Linked DNA regions of Homo sapiens: all the other regions are linked to region 2. Evidence: chromatin loops called from intact Hi-C (ENCODE). Cell type or tissue: mammary epithelial cell. All regions are shown on one strand. Links, peaks and the distances in the headings refer to the core of each region. The heading gives the core; the rest is flanking DNA.

Evidence for each region. Hi-C counts contacts between places; a loop is a spot of excess contacts. Peaks named below come from ENCODE experiments on the same cell type or tissue, not always from the same donor. Only the 100,000 strongest peaks of a DNase experiment are listed, where the experiment ranks them.
Region 1: it touches region 2 in a loop (15-fold over the local background); 17 of 110 quality-filtered maps call a loop at or near these places.
Region 3: it touches region 2 in a loop (14-fold over the local background); 2 of 110 quality-filtered maps call a loop at or near these places.

Annotation. Positions count from the first base shown.
Region 1 is chr7:8,291,519-8,299,937 of GRCh38, forward strand. The region is part of intron 3 of ICA1-AS1 (ICA1 antisense RNA 1); the gene reads left to right. Among named protein-coding and RNA genes, the nearest start is that of ICA1-AS1, 34 kb to the left of the region's middle. In mammary epithelial cell, for the core only: a CTCF peak has its summit at 4,740 (motif pointing left); a DNase peak (open chromatin) is centred at 4,733; H3K27me3 peaks cover 138 bases.
Region 2 is chr7:7,757,584-7,766,002 of GRCh38, forward strand. All of the region lies in intron 2 of UMAD1 (UBAP1-MVB12-associated (UMA) domain containing 1), which reads left to right. Among named protein-coding and RNA genes, the nearest start is that of RPA3, 43 kb to the left of the region's middle. In mammary epithelial cell, for the core only: CTCF peaks have their summits at 3,887 (motif pointing left) and 7,371; DNase peaks (open chromatin) are centred at 4,978 and 8,048; H3K4me3 peaks cover 416 bases; H3K27ac peaks cover 1,729 bases.
Region 3 is chr7:8,087,250-8,095,668 of GRCh38, forward strand. GLCCI1 (glucocorticoid induced 1) reads left to right here. Exons shown (of 8, transcript NM_138426.4): 8 at 1-1,831. LOC105375142 (a long non-coding RNA gene) reads left to right here and starts at 3,955. Exons shown (of 3, transcript XR_927015.2): 1 at 3,955-5,619; 2 at 6,899-7,022; 3 at 8,338-8,419. In mammary epithelial cell, for the core only: a CTCF peak has its summit at 3,620 (motif pointing left); no DNase peak of the experiment used is centred there.

The DNA of each region.
Region 1 (8,419 bases), core at 52-8,051, 530 kb after region 2:
CTTGTTAAAATACAGGTTCTGAGTCACCAGGTCTGGGGTGTGGCCTGAGAGTCTGCATTATTTAAAAATCTCCCAGATGATATTGATGCTTCTGGCTCATGGATCACAGTATGAGTAGCATGGATGTAAAATTGAGAGTATGTATTACCATCCCTCAATTCAAGGGAATTCATGACATATTCTGGCTAAAAACATACATATTTATCTGGTGTGTAAACCTCAGGATTCACAGCATATCATCAAATCAACTTTATTTTTGTCTTTCCTACTCCCTTAAAATTTATTCAGTAATCATCGGAAGCCCTGGGAAGCAAATTTCTGGAGACCCTATGCCTTTTCTGCTCATGCTTAAGTAGTATACCATCCTACTGTCAATTAAGATCATAAACACAGGCACAATTCAGTAATTAGATTGTGGGCCTAAGATAATAACCAGGCTCTGACCTCGATTTAACGGGCAGAGCTCCCTTGGCCCAGCCTGGGCCTGCTTACCCTGCTGTTTGTCCCTAAAAGGGCTCTCATTAGCTATTCTCTGTTTGCCCATGTTGAGCTTTTTGGTTTAAATCTGATGCCTTCCCCTGTAGGGCACTTTTGTGAGGCTTTGTGATTCCCTTCATTGGTGACTTCTCCTGCAGTCCCCTTGTTGCTGGCTGCAGAACCCCGTCAAGTCCAGGTGGCCACTTGTTCCTCCTGCTTTGGATCCTAGGAATTTGGCCTTGCACCCAGCTTCTTGCTGCTGCCCTCTAGGACCTGCATTGGGCCAGACTCAAGTTAGCTCTCTCTCATTTGCTGCCCACCTCTGCTCCACAGGAAACACTCTAGGGTTCTTTGACCTGAAAAACCCTGGAAATGCATGTGGGAGTAACTGTCCTCAAAGCAGTTATTCTACCATCCTTGGCCCTCTAGATTTCCTGGGCAGAAGGCAGAATGCAGGGCCAGTGTCCCCAAAATGCAGGGATGCCCCACTTAGGAATTCAAAGTGGACCCATGGGAGTCCCTCTCAATAGAGTGAGATGGTAGAAACTAATAACGAGGCAATTATTCTCCCCAAAGTGCTATCTTCACAAATATCCCTTCTCCTTTCGTCTCTCAGCTCTTTCATATCCTTGTAGTGAGTCAGATGGTTCAGAATTTATGCGGTGGGTTCTCAGAAATTTCCTTTCATGGTTTTTATATGACAGTTTTGTATCTCACTTTTCAATGTCATTCAATATTCTGTTACAATAATAATAACAATGACCTACGTTTAGCAAGCACAGCAATACCATGAGACAGGTGTGATCCATTTCCCCATTTTACAGGTGAAGAAATTGAAGCACAGAAAGATTAAGTAAAAAATGCCTGATGTGAACCTAACAAATCTTAAGTTTCTACTCTTAACCATTCTGCTGTGCTTCTGGTAGAAAACGTCCAAATATTTGAAGGCAATATCATGATATATTCAAAAGAATACTAAAAACCAAGTGGTATGTCAGGCTTGCAGAGTAAAATCTTTGGGTAACATTTCCGTTCTAAGTCTTAATTATTATTGCTTTAAAAGAAATATCGTTGGATTGCATTTCCTAAAGTGTGTTTGCATGAAATATTAGACCCAAGGTTCCTTCAATCATTCAACACATATTCACTGCATGCCACATAGGGAATTCTGTCCCTCTTGGAGATCTGCAATCTATTAACATGTTATAGATTCTAAAAGATCCTGTATAAATGTGTATTTATCCCCAAATTATTTGATATTGGATTTTCTGTTCAATTTTGGGGCAACACCAATAACATTCTTTGGAAGTTCCTTAGAATCAGCTTTTGGAAGTTAACTAATGAATTTACTGATTAATTCAGAGACAATGAATGAAAGTGCATGTACTAATTATTCTTTATTCATTTGACCTTGAAGAATGTTTAATTTGTGATCACCTTTTGCAGTAACTTGACAGATATTTCTAAACACATGTTAAACCTAACTTGGAAGTAAACCCATTTATAAAAAACACTGAAAATAATAAAGTAATAATGTGTTAACATCTGTATGTGTAAGATGTGAGGTTTGGTGCAGTGATTCTCAATCTTGCCTATTAGAATCACCTGGGAAGGTTTTAATTAACTGATGTCCACACCACATTCAGGCCAATTTAATCAGAATCTCTGAGGGTAGGATCTAATATTTTGATCCAGGGCTGTGATTTGAGTCTCCTTCAGTCCATGTGATAAATAACTTATATAATTAGGTGAATTGAAACTACCTCTCTGAAAAGGAGATGAAATTATCTACCACCAATAGATTTAGTCTGGTTGAAATAAAATGGATAAAATATATAAGAAATTTGGTCGGGCGCAGTGGCTGTAAGATTTTTGGCCAGGTGTGGTGGCTCATGCCTGTAATCCCAGCACTTTGGAAGGGAGAGGTGGACAGATCACTTGAGGTCAGGAGTTCAAGACCAGCCTGGCCAACATGGCGAAACCCTGTCTCTACTAAAAATACAAAAATTAGCCAGGCGTGGTAGCAGGTCCACGTAATCCCAGCTACTCAGAAGGCTGAGGGAAGATAATCGCTTGAACCTGGAAGGCAGAGGTTGCAGTGAGCCAACATCATACCACTACACTTTAGCCTGGGTGACAGAGACAGACTCTGTCTCAAAAATAAATAAATAAATAAATAAATAAATAAAATAAAATAAAATAAAATAATAAAAAAGTAAATTTAAAAAAACCCAACAAACCCAAAAATGTAAGGTTTTCTTAAAAAAAAAGAAAAAAGAAATGCATATACTTAACACTTTCACATCACGGCAATTATCTAGGATCTTCCTTATTGAGGCTTTATAATTTATGACCTTTTGTTTAAACTCCGCTCCTCATGTGGCTCCTGTTTATCAATTTTATATTTCCAAATTGCACTCTGCTGAAAATAATGAAATTAGATCAATATAGTTATGTTAATGGAGGTACCATGCAGCTCATTTGAAAGAGAATGCAATACATATTTTCATACGTCCTATATTACTCAACCCATTGATCAGAAAAGTGTTAATGATACAATGCTAGTATTTTGAATGTCTAAGAGGTCCATTGATGGCAACTTAGACATAAAAAGCTACTGAATGTTCATGAAACTGGAATAAATGACTGCATTGAATATATTTAAGTTATCCTTAATGTCCTGTTGTTAGCTGCAAATTTTATTCAAACTCATCTCAACTGTTATTCTTAAGACTTAAATAAATCAACCATGTATTTTTGTTCATCTTGGCTTACACAATTCTGTCATTTGTTTGAACAATAAGCATAATTCTGTTGCCAAATAAAAGAAAAACAAAATTATGGGGCTGTAAAAAACGCAGTACTAGAATGATGTGATTAAATAAGAACGAGCCAGAAGTATATTCCTACGTGAAGTCTTCTTCTTCTTCTTTTCTTTTTTTGGACAGGGTCTTGCTCTGTTGCCCAGGCTGGAATGCAGTGGTGCAATCACAGCTAACTGCAGCCTTTATCTGCCAGGCTCAAGTGATCCTCCTGCCTCCGCCTCCTCAGTAGGTGGGACTACAGGCATGTGCCACCATGCCTGGCTAATTTAAAACTATTTTTTAGTAAGGGTGGGGTCTCACTTTGTTGCCCAGGGCAGTCTCAAACTCCTGCACTCAAGTGATCCTCCCACCTTGGCCTCCTAAAGTTCTGGGATTACAGGTGTTAGCTACCACACTGGGCTGAAGTTTTCTTCTTTTGCATTTCTGTTCCTCATACTTCTTTGTGTTCTCTCTTGGTCTTTGTCTTTCTTCAGGTCTTGCTCTTGCCACGTACTGTTTCTTGTTTTGAGATTTGTATTTGTAGTGGGGGAAAACAATACGGAGAGTTTTTATGGAGTGGAGGAACTTCCAAGATACAGTATGTAGTATTTTTAGGAAATGGAAATCTATTAGATGCTTTCTCCCTGAGAAGGTAGTAAAAGTTGTGAGAATGAGAAGGAAGAGATGGTAATGCAAAAGAAACACTTGTTGGAATATTCTAGTGAGGGTGAGGATGCAGAGGGAGTCTTTCTGGAGAGAAAATAGATTTGTGTAAATGGAAGACTACTTAATAGTCTACGGAGAGAAACCAAAAGATTAGCAACAAAGGATATTAACATTTATTATTCATGCTTATTAAAAAAAGAGAAACTAAGGAATAATCTTGGGTATACCCATTCAATGAAAAAGTCACTTGTAAATTTCAGAAACGTGAACTGCCTTCTAGGGACTACTGTTTAAATGTCACCTACCTAAAAGGAATACATTTTAATTGGACTTTGATTGGCAAGCTCGTCACTACTTCCTTTGCCTTTATGAAAAGATCTGTTCCAACTGGCAACACCCAAGAGTGCAGCATTTTAAACAGGGAAAAGGTGAGCAAACACAATTACCCGCATCTAAGTCCTGTGATACAGGCAACTGTTTTAATATAATTCGTCTTCCTAGTTGTCATTTACTAACCTAAAGAGCATTATTGGGCTGATTTAGTTAAAAAACACCACCACCACCACCAAAAAACAAAAAACAAAAACATGGATGGAAAAGGGAAAGCAATAGAAAGGGAGTCTGAAGATTCTAGATTGAGTCCTGATGTCTCTGCAAATAGCTATGAAGTAACTAGAGCTTCAATTTCATCAACTGTCTAGGTAGGATGCCCTCCAAGGTCTCTAAGATTACAAATAGTGTGAATTAGCCGACAGCGAGCTAGAGCATATTTGCTTAAGCCAATAGTGACATCTGGTGGCTGCATATACCAATGACAGATTTAGCTACCTTCAAGCTTTCCCAAAGGCTTGGTAAGTCTTGTTTTTAAAATGGCTGCCTTTTCCATTTGAAAATATACCAGTGGCCAGTTGGAAACCTAACTGTTCAGATTTGGTTTCTCTACTTTATTATTTATATCATGAGTTTTTAGATTTTTATTTTTTATTAAGTAGGTGAATGAGCAACATGTTTTTCAGAGAATGACACTTTGATAACTCTTTTCTTGTAAATGCAGTATTATAAACAGAGCTCCAAATTCCTTTGGCTCTGTCGCTACTTCTCTGAAGCAGATGTACTTCCATGCAATTGATTGGATTAGTGGAGGTGTAAATTTAAAAATAAATAAATTAATTTGTTTATCCTCTCATTTAACTCCTACTCTTGCGTCAACCTCTGTGCTAGACAGGACAGATCCAGAAATAAAAGCACACCCCTGAACTACTGAGTTCTCTGGCTTCGAACCCAGGGAACTGACAACACATCAGCTGGGATTTGAGCTCCCTTTTTGTAAATATAGACAGAGGCAGGGTAAATCTCAATCTTCATTTTGTTTGTCATAATTTCTTGGTTTCCCTTTGATGGTGGTGAGGTCCTTACCCCTGCTTTCTGAATCCTAGTTCTCTTGTCTCCCACAACTCTAATTTTTTATACATAAATGAATACATAAGCAAGTGTACTTTTATGAAATGCATACTATTTCCCTCTCACATTTAAATTCTCAATTTGTGATGTGTAGAATCTTAATATTTCCTTTAGTGCAGAGTGACCGGCACCTCCAGTTTAATCCTTCTCCAAAATGGTTAACTCAGAATTCTCACCATTCCCAGTCTCGGTCTCCACCATGGTGCTTTAATTCTCTTTTTTTCAATACTATTTAAAAGTATCATCATTGGCCGGGTGTGGTGGCTCACGCCTGCAATCCCAGCACTTTGGGAGGCCGAGGCAGGCAGCCACCTGAGGTCAGGAGTTTGAGACCAGCCTGGCCAACATGGTGAAACCCCATCTCTGTTAAAAGTAAATAAATAAATAAATAAAAATACAAAAATTAGCCGGGCGTGGTGGCACACACCTGTAATCTCAGCTACTTAGCAGGCTGAGCCAAGAGAATTGCTTGAACCTGGGAGGCAGAGGTTGCAATGAGTAGAGATTGTGCCACTCACTCCAGACTGGGCGAAAGAGTGAGACTCCGTCTCAAAAAAAAAAAAAAATTATCATCATTATTATCTTGTCTGTTCCTGGTTCTTTCCTTACTATGTAAGAGAAGCAACCCAAGTCGCAGTGCATTTAAATGCTTTTCCTAAGGCTCTAGTAAGGGCAGTTAGAAATGGAAGCCGGAACTTTAGATGGTCTGGAGCGTGGTCTGGAGTCTTTACAACACACCCAAACTATCCGCACACATGGAAGGGTGAGAACCTCCCTATCCAATTCCTTTGCATCAGCTCCTCCTTCCTTTATTGTCTATGGCTTCTGGGACGATTGTGAATAAGAGAGTGATCCAACAACAGAATGTGGAGACAACCTCTCTCCCCTCTGTAGCTGTGTCCACTTTGGCTTTTGATACAGGGAGTAGAGTCACAGACAGGCATGTATTCACTTTAGTTTCCCTAGGAACGCAGACAGGTGGTTCAGACAGAAATCAGAATTATTTATACATGACTGTAGGAAAATATTTATTCAGGGAACTCTGACCATTTTATGCTTGAATCATTTATATTCTCTACTATTTAGAGCTGCAGTTGGCCTTGCTATCATTTATTTATTTGTACATTGAGTCAGTGAAGATAAATTTTCTTAATTTTTTTTTCCTTTTTTTTTATTTTATTTATTTATTTATTTTTATTATTATACTTTAAGTTTTAGGGTACATGTGCACATTGTGCAGGTTAGTTACATATGTATACATGTGCCATGCTGGTGCGCTGCACCCACTAACTCGTCATCTAGCATTAGGTATATCTCCCAATGCTATCCCTCCCCCCTCCCCCAACCCCACAACAGTCCCCAGAGTGTGATGTTCCCCTTCCTGTGTCCATGTGATCTCATTGTTCAATTCCCACCTATGAGTGAGAATATGCGGTGTTTGGTTTTTTGTTCTTGCGATAGTTTACTGAGAATGATGGTTTCCAATTTCATCCATGTCCCTACAAAGGACATGAACTCATCATTTTTTATGGCTGCATAGTATTCCATGGTATATATGTGCCACATTTTCTTAATCCAGTCTATCATTGTTGGACATTTGGGTTGGTTCCAAGTCTTTGCTATTGTGAATAATGCCGCAGTAAACATACATGTGCATGTGTCTTTATAGCAGCATGATTTATAGTCCTTTGGGTATATACCCAGTAATGGGATGGCTGGGTCAAAAGGTATTTCTAGTTCTAGATCCATGAGGAATCGCCACACTGACTTCCACAATGGTTGAACTAGTTTACAGTCCCACCAACAGTGTAAAAGTTGTTCATATTTCTCCACATCCTCTCCAGCACCTGTTGTTTCCTGACTTTTTAATGATTGCCATTCTAACTGGTATGAGATGGTATCTCATTGTGGTTTTGATTTGCATTTTTCTGATGGCCAGTGATGGTGAGCATTTTTTCATGTGTTTTTTGGCTGCATAAATGTCTTCTTTTGAGAAGTGTCTGTTCATGTCCTTTGCCCACTTTTTGATGGGGTTGTTTGTTTTTTTCTTGTAAATTTGGGTTCACTGTAGATTCTGGATATTAGCCCTTTGTCAGATGAGTAGGTTGCGAAAATTTTCTCCCATTTTGTAGGTTGCCTGTTCACTCTGATGGTAGTTTCTTTTGCTGTGCAGAAGCTCTTTAGTTTAATTAGATCCCATTTGTCAATTTTGGCTTTGGTTGCCATTGCTTTTGGTGTTTTAGACATGAAGTCCTTGCCCATGCCTATGTCCTGAATGGTAATGCCTAGGTTTTCTTCTAGGGTTTTTATGGTTTTAGGTCTAACATTTAAGTCTTTAATCCATCTTGAATTGATTTTTGTATAAGGTGTAAGGAAGGGATCCAGTTTCAGCTTTCTACATATGGCTAGCCAGTTTTCCCAGCACCATTTATTAAATAGGGAATCCTTTCCCCATTGCTTGTTTTTCTCAGGTTTGTCAAAGATCAGATAGTTGTAGATATGCGGCGTTACTTCTGAGGGCTCTGTTCTGTTCCATTGATCTATATCTCTGTTTTGGTACCAGTACCATGCTGTTTTGGTTACTGTAGCCTTGTAGTATAGTTTGAAGTCGGGTAGTGTGATGCCTCCAGCTTTGTTCTTTTGGCTTAGGATTGACTTGGTGATGCGGGCTCTTTTTTGGTTCCATATAAACTTTAAAGTAGTTTTTTCCAATTCTGTGAAGAAAGGCATAGGTAGCTTGATGGGGATGGCATTGAATCTGTAAATTACCTTGGGCAGTATGGCCATTTTCACGATATTGATTCTTCCTACCCATGAGCATGGAATGTTCTTCCATTTGTTTGTATCCTCTTTTATTTCCTTGAGCAGCGGTTTGTAGTTCTCCTTGAAGAGGTCCTTCACATCCCTTGTAAGTTGGATTCGTAGGTATTTTTTTCTCTTTGAAGCAATTGTGAATGGGAGTTCACTCATGATTTGGCTCTCTGTTTGTCTGTTGTTGGTGTGTAGGAATG
Region 2 (8,419 bases), core at 99-8,098:
TTAGTTTACAGATATTTGGTCATTCTCATTTTAGATAAACAGAAAGCCATGTTGATTATTATCTGGATCTGGCTAGACTCCTGTTCAACCACTTGCTAGCTGTGGGGACTTGACAATTTCTTTAGCTTCTCTGAAATGAACATGGTAGCAATTCCCACGTTTAGGGATGTTGTGTGGATTAAGTAGAGAATGCAGAGAATGCAGAAAAAGCTCAAAGCTTTCAATGCCTGGTACGTAATATATGCCCACTAAGTCTTAGTTATGCTGTTGGTTCCACTCCCGCCACCATTCCAGAGGCCGCAGCAGGGTTCTGTGTTGTGTTGTGTTTGATCCTATCTTCTTATGGTTTGTCTAGAGTGGAAGTTTTGGGGTAGGGGTCACTCATAAAACAGAAATGCAAAAGTAGAGGGAGGAATCTGGGATGTGGTTTATTTAAGATTTTTAAAATGTGCTTGCTTGTTTGGGTTTTTTTAAAATTATTTTTACATTATTATTATTATTTTTAATTAGAGACAGGGTTCTCCCTATGTTGACCAGGCTGGTCTTGAACTCCTGGGCTCAAGCAGTCGTTCTGCCAAGCCTCCCAGTGTGCTATGGTTACGGGCATGAGCCACCGCGTTTGGCCTTGGCTGGATTTTTGGTTTGTTTTTCTTACCTTATTTTGAGAACTAGAGTCGTCTTTGCTTTCCCTTTTTCTCACGTAGCCTATCCCAGTGGTCTTGAATCATTCCCTATGTAGACTGCCTAATCTTTATTTCCCTCTGTTTATGCTGAATTTTTATAGCGAAGATCTTAAGAAAGTGTAAAAGCTGTTTTTACCCATCTTTTTATCTTTAAATTTTTTTATATAATAATTAAGCTTTATAAAAGTTATAAAGTATAATACAACCAACATCCACATACCTACCATCCAGCTTTAGAAAGAAAACATAGTGGGTGGATACTGTGGAAGCTGCCTCTGCACCTTCAGCCTCCATTGAAGAAGCCATTCATTCCCATGCCATTTTCTTATACTTTTACCATATATGGTGTGTAGTTCCAACCTATTTAAAGTACCGTTTTACTTATTTAAACATTTTATATAAGTCTTGTCATTTTCTTTGTATTCTGCAATTTACCTTCTTATTCAATGTTGCATTTTTCAGATTTATACATGTTGATGTTTGTAGCTCTAGTTCATTAATTTTGACTCCTGCGTAATGTTTCTTTGTATGAAGGTACCACAGTTTATCCTTTCTCCGAGTGGTGGGCATTTGTGGACACTCTCTCTCTCCCCACCCTGTTAGAGACAATACTGCCACACAAGTTTTTGTACATATCTTGCTTCACGGATCTTTGTAGCTTTGGTTTTGTTGTGTTTGTTTTTATACAGAAAATGAGTTCTTTGGGGACTAGTCAAATTCTGTGGGCCTCAGATTTTTCATCATAAGATTGAACTAGATCTTTTCTAGCTCAAAATTGCACTTCTTACATGGTTATTTAAACTGGATAGCTTGAATTACTGGCTTTTGTTGTTTGTGTTACCTCACAGGCCCATTAGTATATCTCTTCAGTAGATTATGCCGGATATGGATTTTACTCTGACATGAGAAACTTCCATTTGCAACATTTTTGAGGACAAAAGTGTATGTAGTGTTAGAAACTATCATTAAGCAGGACACAGGACACTAAACCTTCCTTCTCCCCAAGTTTGTTTATCTTTCCTGGACTCTACAGGAATTACAACTGCTATTAATTTAGAATAAACATATAAATAATATATTTTAAAGTATGTTGTCTACATGTGCTGGGTCACCTTCATCCGGCATCAGCCTGGACAGAGGACTCAGGCCCTCTACTTGATTCCATAAGAGTCCGGTTACATCGAGCATTTTGCGCCCTCTTTAAACTTGACTGAGAATTTACAAGGCCACGGGGCTTACAGCATTCTATTTTTCTTTTTGCCTTTCTCTCTTTTTTGCTTCGTACATAAATGAAAATCTAATGTAAAATTGTAAATGGGAAAAGTACTATCATGAAGAAAAAAGTACCAGGGAACCTGAAACGAGATTAAAACTGACTGAAAGGATCTAGGAAGGAGTCTTGGAGGAAGGGAAATTTAAGCTGGTCCTTTAGGGATGAAGACCTTAAAGGTGTATGACAATTAGACATGCTTGTAGGGAAGAAGGAGGAATGGAGATGCTTTCCAGGCAGAGGAAAGATATACGAGGGGAAAAAGTATAAGACCATGACATATTCAGGGAACAGTAAGAGAAGTGGCTCAGACTTTCTGGGAGACAGTCTGCCATATTATCCCCCTTCTTCCCTAACTTAGGCAGTGTTAAAACATGGCTGCATATTCTTTGACACTCTCCCATTGAAAAGTTGTGTCGACGCCCCCTCCTCTTGAATCTAGACGAGCTGATGACTGCCTCAGTCAATAGAATATGGCCAAAGAGACCCTGGCTTACAAGGGTCAGTTGCAAAAGGCCATGTGACTTCTGCTTTGTTTTCTGGAACACTTGCTCTTGGAGCCCGGAGCCACCATTTAAGAAGTCCAACCAGCTTGAGGCCATCATGCTGTAGAGGCATGTGTATAGATGATCTGGTTGACGTTCCCAGCTGAACCCAACTTTCTAGCCATTCTACCAAATGTGAGTGAAGTTGTCCTTCAACTGTTTTCTGACTACCAGTACCCTAGAGCAACCTCTAACATCACTACACAGAACAGAAGAAATGCTCAAGCTCTGCCCGAATTTTTGACTCACAGAGCTGTGAGATATAATACAAATAACCATCCTGGCTAACACGGTGAAACCCTGTCTCTACTAAAAATACAAAAAAATACAAAATAATAATAATAATAATAATAATAATAATAATAATAATAATTGTCTTGAGTTATAAGTAGTTTATTATACACCAATAGATAACTGGAATACCAACCAAAGCCAAAGTGAGGGGATTTTTCTTTAGATGCTTGCTGAAGACAATATTAAGTCATCCAAAAACCTCTCCCCAGAATATACTACTGAATGTAATTTAGCACTTATGGCAGGAAGACTGAGTTTGGATAGCATTCAAGGCAGAGGAAATGACATGAACAAAGATAGCAAGGCAGGGAAGGACAGGACATATGTAAGGTAGAGAGTAATTAGGTTCAGCTAGGAGTAGGGCACCTCCTGGGCACAGTGAAAGAATAGACTAAAAGAGAAGGTTAAGGACATGCTATGAAGGGCCTTGAATGTGAGATTGAAGAAAATAACAGTACCACTGAAGATTTTTTGAAAAGTTTTACTAGCAAAACAGCACTTTTGGGAATTTTTTCAAATGCTTGTGGGATGGACTGAAGTATGGAGAAATTAGGGGATCATTTTGGAAGCTATTGCAAGATACTATGTGAATCAGATCTGTGGTAGCTGCAGCCAGAATGAAGGCTGGAAAATAGATAGGAAATACTGTGGGCAGGACCACCACTGACCTGCTTAGTGCATTTTGTGAATTATGAAAAGGTCACCCCAGCTGGGCACGGTGGCTGACGCCTGTAATCCTAGTACTTTGGGAGGCCAAGGTGGGCAGATTGCTTGAGCCCAGGAATTCAAGTTCAGCTCAGACAACACGGTAAAACCCTGTCTCTACAAAATATACAAAAAATTAGCCAATATGGTGGTATGTGCCTGTGGTCCCAGCTACTCGGGAGGCTGATTTAGGAGACTCACCAGAGTCCAGGAGGTCAAGGATACAGTGAGCTGTGATCGTGTCACTGTACTCCATCCTGGGTGATAAAAGTGAGACCTAACTAAAAAAAAAAAAGTACCACTTCTTTAAGACATTTTACTTCCATCTGTTAGAAAATTGTTGTAATATGTTTATTAGAATAAGACACTTGACTGCCATCTGCTGGAAAATTATTAAAGATATGTCTTTGGTTTCAATGCTCCTCTCCTTTTCACATCCTTGTGCAGTACACAAATTTTGTGGGTGCGAGTAATAGGACTTGGTAACGGATCACATTTCTTATTAAAAGGAAAAGGAAGAAATCTCAAGTTTGGATGGTAGGGAGGTTAGTAGTGACATTAATAGAACTAGAACTTATTATTGGGGAATAGATTTATAAGGCAGAATCATTCTTTACATGGAAAGACACTCATCTTATTATTTATTGATCCCAATTGTTTGCATTTACTTAGTAAGAATTTTGATACCTTTTCTTCTAGAATCTCAGCTCTCCCCCCTTGTGACATCTGAGAATGTTGACCAGTTCCTCTTTTGTATTCCATACACCCCTCTCTTCTGTATCTTTTCTTTCTATTCTGAACGTTGCTTCTTATCCGTCTCCTTTGCAGGCCCTTTTCCCTCAGTTTCCATTCTTGTGCTTTTTTATACAGTGGGCGCTCAATAAATGTTTGTTTAATTGAATTGCATTGCTTTTGAAAGATCAGTTGCAGGTTTTTCAGGAGACTGATTCATAGGCAGTTAGGGACTAAGGGCGTGCCAGAATTCAGAAAGTAGAAACCTATCCTAAATACAGTTCCTTGTTTCGGGATGTATTTTTTACACAGTAGGTCACTCTTCCTTGGGGAATATCTGTACTGTTGATCCGTTCATCATTGTTCAGCAGTGGCAACACCAGGAGAACAAATTATTTACATTGGCTGTGTCATATGGGTGTGTCTAATTCGGAGAACTTTCAAACAAAATAATGAAGCTTCCCCAGCTTCTAACTTGGGAAGTATGAAAAGTTACTTAAAAAAAAATCTTGACTCTTGTTTAAGTACATCAGTGACTGATTAAGTCACAACACATTTTAATATTTTCATTCGAGGTTTCTTGCTAACATTCTTACCACCACTACCACTAACCCCACCCCATGTGTGTAAGTTACTTTTCCTTTCATTTTTCGTGGGTCTTGTGTGTTAAGGCAAAGTCAAGAACTTTGCTCTTCTGATAACTTAACATTGATTGTGTGACTGCTTTGTGCAAATTGCTATGGGATGCCTCATGGAAATTACAAAGGTTTCGTTTGCTTCTGCCCTTCAAGAGAGACTTGCTTAGTGGGAGAAGTAGATGCATATGCAACTGCTCCAGGGCAGGCGATGACAAGGATCATAATATAGTGCAGACAGAGACAGGATTCCCTGTCTTAGAGTGATATAAACATCACTCGAAGACTGAGTCACATATATGGACTTGCCATATTTCTTTCCTAAATTGCACACTTAACTCTTCACTTTCCTGGGCTGGATTAGAATTTGTTTTCGTCGAAGGCTTCATGAGTTGAAAGCACATTACATATATGTAAGATTTAATGGATTTAATTTAAAATGCATTGAATAACATTAATTTTAGCAGGTTTGATTGTTTTAAATGCTTTTAAGCCGGCACTCTTAAACGAAAATAGAGAATATCAGAGTGATATTAAATAAACAATGATATAAAACAGGAGTTTTATGTTTATGGAAACCTAGTATTTAGGAAATAAATATCCTGAAATTCTCTAGCCAAATTATATTTTTAAATGTTTTGAGCATAGGATACAAGTTATAAACAGCCTAGTAGGGAAAAATGTATATTACTGTCATAAACATAGGTAGTATTTAAAATATTAAATATGGATAATTGATATTTAATTGAAGTGCTTTTTATTTAATTAAAGCCAATGACATTTTAAAATTATTTCTTTATTAATTTTTCTTCAATTAAATTTTAGCCTGTATTTTAGATACAAGGGGTGCATGCGCAAGTTTGTTATATGGGACTATTGCATAATGCTAAGGTTTGGGGTATGGATCCCATCACCTGGGTAGTGACCCTAGTACTCAATAAGTGGTTCTTCAGCCCACATTCTCCTCCCTCCTCCACCCCCAGTAGACCACAGTGTCTGTCATTCCTGTGTTTATGTCCATGTGTGCTCAATGTTTAGCTCTCATTTATAAATGAGAACATGCAAAGCCAATGACATTTTTCCAGTCATTGGAGTAACAAAGACGTTTGAATTTTAAAAATTTAAATATATTTAAGATTGAAATTTAGGCCGGGCGTGGTGGCTTACGCCTGTAATCCCAGCACTTTGGGAGGCTGAGGCTGGCAGATCACCTGAGGTCAGGAGTTTGAGACCAGCCTGACCAACATGGAGAAACCCCATCTCTACTAAAACTGCAAAATTAGTTACAAAAATAGTAGAGTGATTTATGTAATAAGTAAACAGTTCAGGTTTACTTGACTTAATAGCATAATGATTTACAGCTTTTACTTAAATTCATTCTGAGATGAAATAATACAGCCTCTAGGAAGATACATTATCTGGTTTTCCTTTGCATTTTCATTAAAAATCTAAAATTGGAAATGAAGTATGTCAACTAGTTTTAGAAATGATAGTAAATTGGGAAGCATCTCAAATAGCAGTAGAAAAGAAGATACCAAAAAGGTTTAGAAATATCACAGGAAATAGTGAGATTCAGCCTAAGAAAATGCAAGCTAATACATGTAAGAGCAAATAATCTGAAATAGATATTTAATGAGAGACAATGCTTAGTAGTAGTGAAAGGGAGTCAGGTGCTATCAGACAGCAAAGCAGATATGAGGTTGCGGTGTGATACGGCAGTCACAGAGCTGTTGCCATCTGGGGGGTCATCTTGCAAGCTCATTACAATAAAGCAGGGAAGCAGAAATCTCTTACAAATGTCAGTGTTAAGACCACATTTGTCTTATATCAACTTAAGAATGTCCAGACCCATAGCTATCAATATATTGAGTGCTGAAAGAATAGAAGCTGCAGTTCTTAGAATAGGGGAGAATTTAATGTAATAAAAATAATTTTAAAAAATAAAATATCTTTGCTTCGGTTAAGTAGTAAGGCAATATGAAGTTATACAGTGGATATAAGCAACTTGTTGGAAGACAAATTTGTTTAGATGAAGCTGAGACTGTGGAAGGTGAGAGTAGTGTGAACTTGTTCATAGGCAGTTCTCAATACCTAGGCCAATTATGCAGATAGTGAAATAACATCTTAAGGCAGTGATGGGAGCTGGATCACTTGAGGTAAGTTTGGACTGTATGAGGAACTCCATTAGGTAACAGTGCCGGAATTGATTGGAAGCAGTGTGTTTTAACAATGAGGTCATATTTTTAATGTTGTCTATACTGGTCCAATTACTCTGCCCCTTGTTTACAATATGTGATTCAGTGCATATACTCAAGAACCATTCTTATGTCTTGGCAAGGTACCCTGCCCTTTCTCTAAGCACCCTTTTTGATCTTGGCTTCTAGAATTTCTTTGACTGCTTTACTTCTGATCTCCAAAACTGGCCTGCTGTTTCTTTTGAAGCACTTCCTTCCCTGTATGTACCTGCTGTATCTTAGCTCTGATCATGTTTGTACTTCAGCTGTCACTGCCTACTACTGGTGACACCTCTGCTCTGCTCTATTCTTAATATCATTCTTTTTTTTTTTTTAAAGGACATAGAAAATCAGGTATTGTCTTGTTGTCTTTAAGTGTTGACACACTTAAATTCTTGAAGTCCTGTTTTTAGTCTTCCCTTCCCAAATCTGACAAATATATAGCTTTCTACTTATGTCAGTGAGGACAACATCTCACTGATCAAAAATCTCAAGTTCCTTCACTCATATCTTGCCTCTCATCAGTTTACTCTATGTATCTGTCTCTTCTGTGTCTGTCCTTTTTCTTCCAGTAGCCAAATTTTTAACCTCGCCTTGAGATCTTTCTTTCAAAATACTCCTTTGGCTTCGAGTGCAGTACTCCAGTGCTTAAAAACAATAATATTTAATCAATCATACCATAGCTTCAGAAACCATTGATGACTTGTAAAAAGTTCTAATTCTGATTAAATTTTGATTTTTGGCTACTCTTATTTAAAATTTTATGAAAAGTAAATTTATCATATTAAACAAATTTAATAATTTTGGTAGCTTAATATTACAATTCTAAAATTTGCTTTTTAAAATTGAAACTGTTTAGGTCATTGACTTTGTATACTTTTACTGACCCATTAGTCATTTCTTGAGTTTTGTCTCTGTGTCAGGGATTGAGGTAGGCCTGCCCTGAGGGTTATGAATGAGGTGTGGTCTTTGGCCTTAAGAAGCTCACATTCTTGTTATGAGCAATACTTTTGTTGACTGAGAAATCATTAATATGTTCAGTCAATATTTATTGAGCTTCAAACTCTCTGTTAGGCACTGGGGATACAGTATGCTAAGCAAGAGGGGAAACTGGGATTCCTACAGGCTTGTTTAGTAAGCATATATCTATCTGGTTTTATAAATAGAATGTTCTACTCAAAATTTTGGAAATAATTTTTTCCCTCTATTTAGTATCTGAGTTTTTTTTGAATACTTATTAATTTCTTAGTCAACAAAGTAGTCCTTGTATATATAACAAATGGTAGAACAGTTCTCCTCAGTTACATATCGTTGTAATAGT
Region 3 (8,419 bases), core at 52-8,051, 330 kb after region 2:
GAACATGAGGAGAACCAGCAAAATCTGTGGTGTTTGACATCACTTTGTCATGTGGTTACAAGTAAAACAACTGTTGCATTCACTGTTTCAACATGTGTACATGTGGCTTTTTTAAAAGTTCAGGTGTTGCTCAGTAAAGGACTGTGACAATGTTGCAAATAAAGTGTTCAGTACTGGACTGTACATAAACATTCCACATTGTGTGTGATGAAATTTAAAGACAAGAATGTCTAGAGTTAATTTCAAAATAAGTGAAGTGTTTGACGGAATGGTTGAGATTTTTTTGTTTATGTTAGCCATCAGGGTCATAACTGTTACCATTTTATCTAAAGACATATTTATATTTAGTTTCTCCCTTGGAAATTCTTTATTTTGCAGGTGAAAAAGTGACATACTTTTTGTTATTGTCTTCCTCAAGCAGTTTAGGTGCATGATCTTCATTTACATAGAATACTTGGGTCTCAGAATTGATGCAACATAAGCAGGTTTTTTTGGTGACTTACAAGAGCAATAGTTTGAAGCTATCTCATTTAAGCCTCTCATAATGCATAATCATGAGTAGTTTTGAAATTTGCAACCTGTGAGGTAGAGCATAAACTCAAGAAAATAGCCTTGAACTTGCAGACTTTTGACACAAGTTCTCCACAAAGTGTGAAGAGAGCCCCAGGCATTCCTGATTGGTCAATGGGAGAGCCTAACTTTCATTGTTTTCTTCAGTACAAAGAGTATCCAAAAGCTAAGTTTTTGTATTCCACTACTTTCAGTTCAATAAAACCTAGAGTTGTTTCATCTGCGCCTAAAGTGTATGGCACAATTTTCTTAAGAATTAGGGGAACCAGGTGCCTACAGTTAAAGGAACGTTTCAGTTCCTTTCATTCATTCCTGGGTTTTTCTTTTATTTTCTAAGAAGGTTGAAGAAGGATGAGTGATAGAGAAGAAAGCAACACCATTGATTTTTTTTTTTAAGAAATGATATATATATGTATATGTTTGTGTGTGTGTGTGTGTGTGTGTGTGTGTGTATTCTGTGCATTATTTTGTCATGATCTCAATTCTCTTCTTTCCACCAAAGTTTGTCGTAATATTTTCTCCTGAAGGTGCATTCTGGCTCCTTTAAATTAGTCAGTGTTATATTGTAGGAGACTGTCATGGAAAAAAGGACTCAGTTTACTTTCGTCATTTTCACAGGGGAACCTTTTAAAACAATCTTTTCAGCAGCAGATACCTTTAACCCTAATAATCTCAGGCCTTGATGAAAATACTATATTTTGTAGATTATGGTTAAAGGGGGAAAATTACTAGTTCCGTAAGATAAATATGAGCTCCATTTGACTTCTGATGTCTGGTTTAGCATTACATAATATGTTGATCTTACACTCTGCTTTTGTCCAAATAAAATGCAATAGTATCAATATCAATTTCAGAAAAATGGACTGAATATGCTTTTTTGGTGATGAAATCTCATGTACGATATTTATAGTGATGTGCTTTTATTTTCTCATGAGATACTAAATATTAATTGTGTTGTACATTTGTTCTTAGCATATATTAAAGTTTTGAACCAAATGTGTTAAAGCTTACGCTTTGCCATGTAAATTTCCCAGAAGTTGTTGAGCTCAAATGTATCCTACATCCAGCTGTAGAAATTTGTCAGAAATTGTTTAAATTTTGTATATAATTGTACTGTTTAATTCTAGCCATTGCGCTGAACAGTATTTGAGTTACCATATAATATGGCTTTACACAAGGAAATGTGTGGCTTTTGTTTTGTATTTTTTCAGTATAGAAGTTCCTGTGTCTTATTTAAATAAAGTTATTAGTAAAACTGAAATAGTTCACACATGTTTTTGGAAAGACTGGGGTTGTTGGCTCGTTACCCGACAGAGAGAAATTCAGCTCAGGTTAATGGTAGTTTTCTGTACTCATTGAGTTCCTGGCCTGCATGTCTGGAGGTGTGGGGTGTCTAACTGGATCAGATTTCTACAACCTGGCTTCCTCTTGGCATTTAACTTACACACTCTCCATCACAAGGTGAGAAGCTAGAGGTCTTAAGTTCCAAGTCTTGGTACTGTTCCCAGGTATGATCACATTAAATAGAGAAAACATTGTTCTCACATCACTTTATACCTCAGAATTTATAGAAATGAGTTTAAATTCAATGAAATCATTTCAGAGGAAGTTGCATATTTCTTGCAAGCAAAGCTGCAGCAATAAAATTTAATTTTTTACTTTTTTATTTGTTTAGATTCAGAATAAGGTGGAGAAAAGCTTTACAAAACAAAGGAGGGTTGACATCATGCCCAGTTATCCAGACATGGATATGGTCTGGTAGGCCATATGGTAGCGTGAAAGCAAGAACAAAACGCTCTGAGAAATAATTTATCAGCAGACTGTTGTTCACTTCCAAAGCGCATCTCAAAGGGATAAGATTTGATCTTTAAATTGAACTTAGAAGTGACCAGTAGCTGTGGTTTTGGCTGAGAAAAATAAAACGTAACTTTTTAAATGGTGGGATGTATCAGCTGTGTTAATGTTATTTAGGCAGGAAATTTTCTACTTTATACAACTTTAAATTTCCATTGCAAGTGAATTCATGTGAAGGAAAGTGGAATTCCTAGCCCCATCTCTTCTTGACTCGATCATATAATAAGTAATATAAACAGCCCTGAGAAGTTAATACAGTATTTGCAAAATCAGACCTCAGGAACAAGGAGGGGAATATTAGTCCTAAGAACTTGCGTGTTGTAACCCTATGCTAACCAAAAATAATCACTTGAAGTTTATTTATGAATATTGCAAACTGAGGGGTTACCCCCATCCCTCATCCTCCATCCCACAGTGTAAGGTCGCATCTAGCTCTGAAGTTTCATTGTCCCCTATATATTCTCTACCTCTCTCTGGGAAGCTTCTAACATCTACCCTGCTCTCTGATATGCACAAGTCTCGATTTCCCCCTGTACACTCACTCTTTTGGTGAACTCATGGTTCTTTGGAGCTGTAGGAGCCTTATGAAGATGGATCCCCTAATTCACATGTTGATTCAAAATCCCACTGCTGTAGTCTAGACCAACAGTTCCAATTGTTGAGAGAACATCTCCTCTCAGACTTCTTGCCTTATCTCAACCTTAGTGATTCAGTGGAATAAAGACACTGTCTTACCCCCTGTTGGACCAAGCCAGCTCTCCTTTACATTCTTATTTCCAAAGATAAGGACTGTTTCTTAAATCTCTCAGATTTGCTTTTCTGTCTTCCTGTTATCTCACCACTGAATTTTGAGGTACAGCGACATATAATGGTGGCAGATCAGAGAGCCATGACAACTTAGATGAATTTCTGTGAAGACTGTAATAGCAAGGAACCAAAGTCACTGCGTATGTTAGACTTCCACTAACCTCTGTAGCTATAAGACCAGGGCCAAACAACTGTTCCTGGGCCAAATCCAGCCTGCTGACTGTGTAAATAAAGTGTTCCTGAACAAAGCCACACTCATTTGCTTATGGAGTGCCTATGGCTATCTTGCAGCACAATGGCACGGTTAAATAGTTGCAACAGAGAATCTGGCCCACAATGCCTAAAATATTTACTCTCTGGTTCTTTGCTGACCTCTACTGTACACCAAAGAGCAGACTGGAGACTAGGTATAGGTAACTTGTATCATATATGTAGTTGGGTTTTGTTTTGTTTTGTTTTGTTTTAGTCAGAGTCTCACTCTGTCGCCCAGGCTGGAGTGCAGTGGCACAGTCTCGGCTCGCTGCAACCTCCATCTCCCGGGTTCAAATGATTCTCCTGCCTCAGCCTCCCGTGTAGCTGGGATTACAGGCACCTGCCACCATGCCGGGCTAATTTTTTGTATTTTTAGTAGAGACGAGGTTTCACCATGTTGGCCAGGCTGGTCTCGAACTCCTGACCTCGTGATCTGCCCACCTCAGCCTCCCAAAGTGCTGGGATTACAGGTATAAGCCACCGCACCTGGCCTATGTAGACGTTTTAAAATTTTTTCCATAAATTATTTTATACTCCTCCCTTCAAAAGGTAGAGCTTAATTTTCCTCTCAAGTGTGGGTTGATTTGCTTCTTATCAACAGAATATGGCAGAAGTAATGGGAAGTCACTTCTAAGAACAGGTTATAAAAAGACTGGTTTTGTCTTGGTATTTGTTCTGTTGGATCACTTAGTTTGGGAGAAGCTATATTGGGAGGATACTGAGAAAGTTTATGGCAGGACCCTATGGTGAGATTATGGAGGCCCCGACCTCCTGCCAAAAACCACAAGGAAGCAGATCCTTCAGCTCCAGCCAAGCCATGAGACACCTTGAGCCAGAAACCACCCAGATCAACTGGATACCTGCTCCAACGCCCCTGGATACCTGACCCTCAGAAACTGTGTCAAATAATAAATTTTTGTTATTTTAAGGTGACAAGTTTTGGGGTAACTTGTTACATAGGGTTAGAGAACTAATACAACAGCCCTCTCTTTCCCCCATACACATCCCATTATTTCCACCATCACCTAGAGCCTTGCCATATAAGTCTGTCCTCTGGGTCCAGAAAATGAAGCTTGCTCTTTTGGAATGGATATGGCTTGGCAAAGCCCTTTTGGAGTAGGTCTAAGACAAAGCTTTTTCAACACAAAATTTTGTTTTTTGAACAGTTTGCATGTTAGAAAAGGATTTCCTATGGAAAATGATGCAAGAAGAAGCAGGATAGGTGATCAGTTTTTAGAGCTGAAAAGAATAAAAGGCAGAATTTCACAAGAAAAGGAGGAATATCTCCACCTCATATGTCTTTTAGTTAACAGGAGGCTGGTAACCCACTGGTTCTAAAATGACCTATCTCATTCCATATGCATCTCTCAAAGAGGAGAGTAAAAATAATTTTTTTTCCCAAAGGCTTTAGATCAGTTTGGTGATGGGCTCTCTCCTGCATAACAGCCATTTTCTTAACACTAAGAATTTGAACAATTAGATCATTTTTCCTCCAAAAGATTTCCTGATAACAAAGAGTAGATCCCCTTTCGCACACCACAAATTCTACTCAAGTCTTGGCATCTGCTTTAAGCATGACATTGATGACATTCCTTTAGTCAGAACTGGGCATGACTCTGCAGGCAATGGATGTTATTTCAAACCACTGTCTGGAAGCAAGATGGATAAAGGTGGGTACAGGGCTCCACAAGGACCTGCCAAGTGAGGAGAAGCGTTCATGCTGGAAAAGCAAACCTTTTCTTAGGTTTTCTTTTCCACTTTGTAAACCAAACAGGTTACACTCAAGGGACAGGACTTAACAAAGGACACTGCTCATGTACTGCAATAAACAGCCTGCCATTTTTCATACGGACTGGAACTGAGGCAGACAGGGTAATCTTAGCTGACTCTCTGTTCACCTGCCCATTTGATTCCAGACAAACACCTGGTGTGGTTTCTCTCTCCTGCTTCCCTTCCCAGTGACCACTCTGCAGCAAGCCCCGGGAGCTTTGTATGAAGAAGCTATTCCTTTTCAAATCCCTAACCCTTTCTCCTGATTGCTCCTCCAAATCTGTGGCCAGTGCAGCAAGTCCTGTGAAGACAGTAAGGAGGTAGCAGGAGGAGGCTAAAAATGGTGACATCAAGGAATAGAAACTGGTGAGTGAGGGAAGTAGAGTGTTGAGGTGAGCTTTCATAATATTCATACACCTTTTGAAATATTTGATTTTTTTTTCTTAAAATGAGCATGTATTCTTTTTGTAATGTTTGGTAACATTACAATGTAAAAGACAAGGAAACAACATGACCATTCTGCAGAACTGTGAACGGCCCTGTTCCCTCTGCTGGTTCCAACTTCTACCCATCAATTTATCATCAAATTTGCAGCAGAAAGGGGATACAACTTAGCTGACTGCTTTATATATGACTAATATGAAAGAAAGGTGAAATTCAAAGGAAGTGATTAACATGAAAATAAATGTTTAACCTCACTAGTAATCAAAGCAACGCAAATTAAAACAACAATTTGGCAGGGCGCGGTGGCTCATGCCTGTAATCCCAACACTTTGGGAGGCCAAGGTGGGCAAACCACTTGAGGTCAGGAGTTCGAGATCAGTCTGGCCAACATGGTGAAACCCCTTCTCTACTAAGAATACCAAAATTAGCTGGATGTGGTGGCTCACGCCTGTAGTCCCAGCTACTCGGGAGGCCAAGGCAGAAGAACTGCTTGAACCCGGGAGGTGGAGGTTGCAGTGAGCCGAGATTATGCCATTGCACTCCAGCCTGAGCAAAAGAGTGAGACTCCCTCTCAAGAAAACAAACAAAAACCAACAATTTATTGCTTTTAAATTGGCAAAGAACAAAAAAGGAAGGATAATAGTGCTAAAGGAGGCTGGAGATATACTCTTACATCTGCTATTAGAAGGATACGCTGGCACATGCTTTCTGAACAAGTGGGGCAGCATTTATGCCAAGTGACAAAACAGCAGGTCACAAACCAGTGTGATCCGTTTGTTTTATAAAAATACATATATGTGTGGGGAAAAAAAGGATGAATGTAAACAAAAATAGTAGTGTTAGTAGTGGTTACGGGCCAAGTGCAGTAGCTCACTCCAGGAGTTCTAGCTACTTGGGAGGCGGAGGCAGGAGGACCGCTTGAGCTGAATTTAAGGCTACACTCCAGCTTGGGTAACAGAGTGAGACCGTGTCTCAAAAAAAAAAAAAAAAAAGTGCTTATCCTGGGTAGATAATTTTTTAACATTTGCTTTTCTGGTTTTCTAAGTATTCTCTAGCAGCACCCGTTAACCTTGTAATTTGAGAGAACATGCATGTTAATCTCTAAATATCAAAGGACAGAAAAAGTAGGGAGGGAAAAAAAGGAAATGGCAGCAAGACAATTTTGTTTTAATGAAAATGACTGACATCTCTTAAAATCCAGGTGGCTTAAGAGAAGGCTTGGTAGAGTGAACTTTGGCTCGGTGGGAGAATCCTAACATGGCATAGTTTCAAGCTTTATCTCCCTTCCCAGAAAGAAAACGGTCCCAACATCCTCACACTGTAAGGTAAGCAGGATTAAATTATGTAAGCCTGGAATGGGGTTGAAAGTGTCTTTGGGAAAGGCTGCAGTTTTAGTTCAAAGGACAGAGCATTTTCTGGAGTGTGGCCCATACTGACAGCCTTCCACTCAGTTGAGATGGGTTTGTGAAGTGGGCACCAGGGAGTCCAGAAATCTGTCCTCTCATTTATGCTTCTTGAACTGCCTCATCTAGAAAATTAAAAGGGACTCCTTGCCGCAAGCAAACTGTAGATGCCTGAAAATGGCCAAGAGATCATTCTTGACTGTGATTCATATTTCTAAGCACACTTTTTATTGCAGGTTGTTTGGTCTGGTTTTACAGAGATTGCCTAATGTAGGTACATGTGAGATGGACATTGATCCTTTGGTCATAGAGGTGGTTACCTTAGAATTTGTATTAGGAAGATTGGGAATACCAGCATTGAACAGGCTGCACAGGATACTTTGAGAATTACCAGTGTACAAGACCTTGGGCCCCTTTTATTAATCTTTGCATCTGTAGCTGGCATAAGCCAGGGGCACGGAAAGCAACTTGGGGATTCAGACATTTGCTTATTTCTCCTTCTTGGCAAGTTTCTGCCCCTTATTCACTAGGTCTCTAAGAACTAGGTCTCAGCACAGTGCCATCTGTGATTTTGGTCAGCTGGCAGGCCGCACATATGTCCCTCCCACATTCTGGAACCCACAGGCAGTGTGGCATAAGAAGAAATGGTCCAGACGTTGGCATCAGACAAGGGTGAGGGATGGCTCTGTGAGCGTGGGAGTCTTTATTTATAAAATGGAGATAATTATTCCATTCCTTAATTAGAATAATAAAATGGAAAGGGTCGGCAAGCTCTCTGGTGTCTTCCACACAGACACTAATTCTTTTGTATCAGGACTCCATCTTTATGACTTCCTTGTACCTTAATTACCTCCCAAAGGCCCTATTTGCAAATACAATCACACGGCAGTGGGGGGTGGGGGGCTGGGGGGTGGGGGGGTTGGGGGTGGGTTATGGCTTCAACATATGAATTTGGTGGGGGTGGGGTGGGGTAAACAATTTAGTCCATAGCAAATAGGTACTTCCATTAGGTAGATGCAAATTAAAACCACAATGAGATATCACTTCACACCCACTAGGAAGGCCATAATCAAAAAGACAGATAATTACAAGTGTTGGTGAGGACGTGGAGAAATTGGAGCCCTCGTGCATTTCTGGTGGAAGTGTAAAATGGTGTACTTGCTTTGGAAAACTGTCTGGCAATTCTGCAAAAGGTTAAATGTAGAGTAACCATATGACCAAGCAATTCAATTCCTAGGTGTATACTCAAGAAAGTAAAAAGACTTAAAGATGGTTGAGGGCAGATTCAAGATGGCCAAATAGGAACAGCTCCAGTCTGC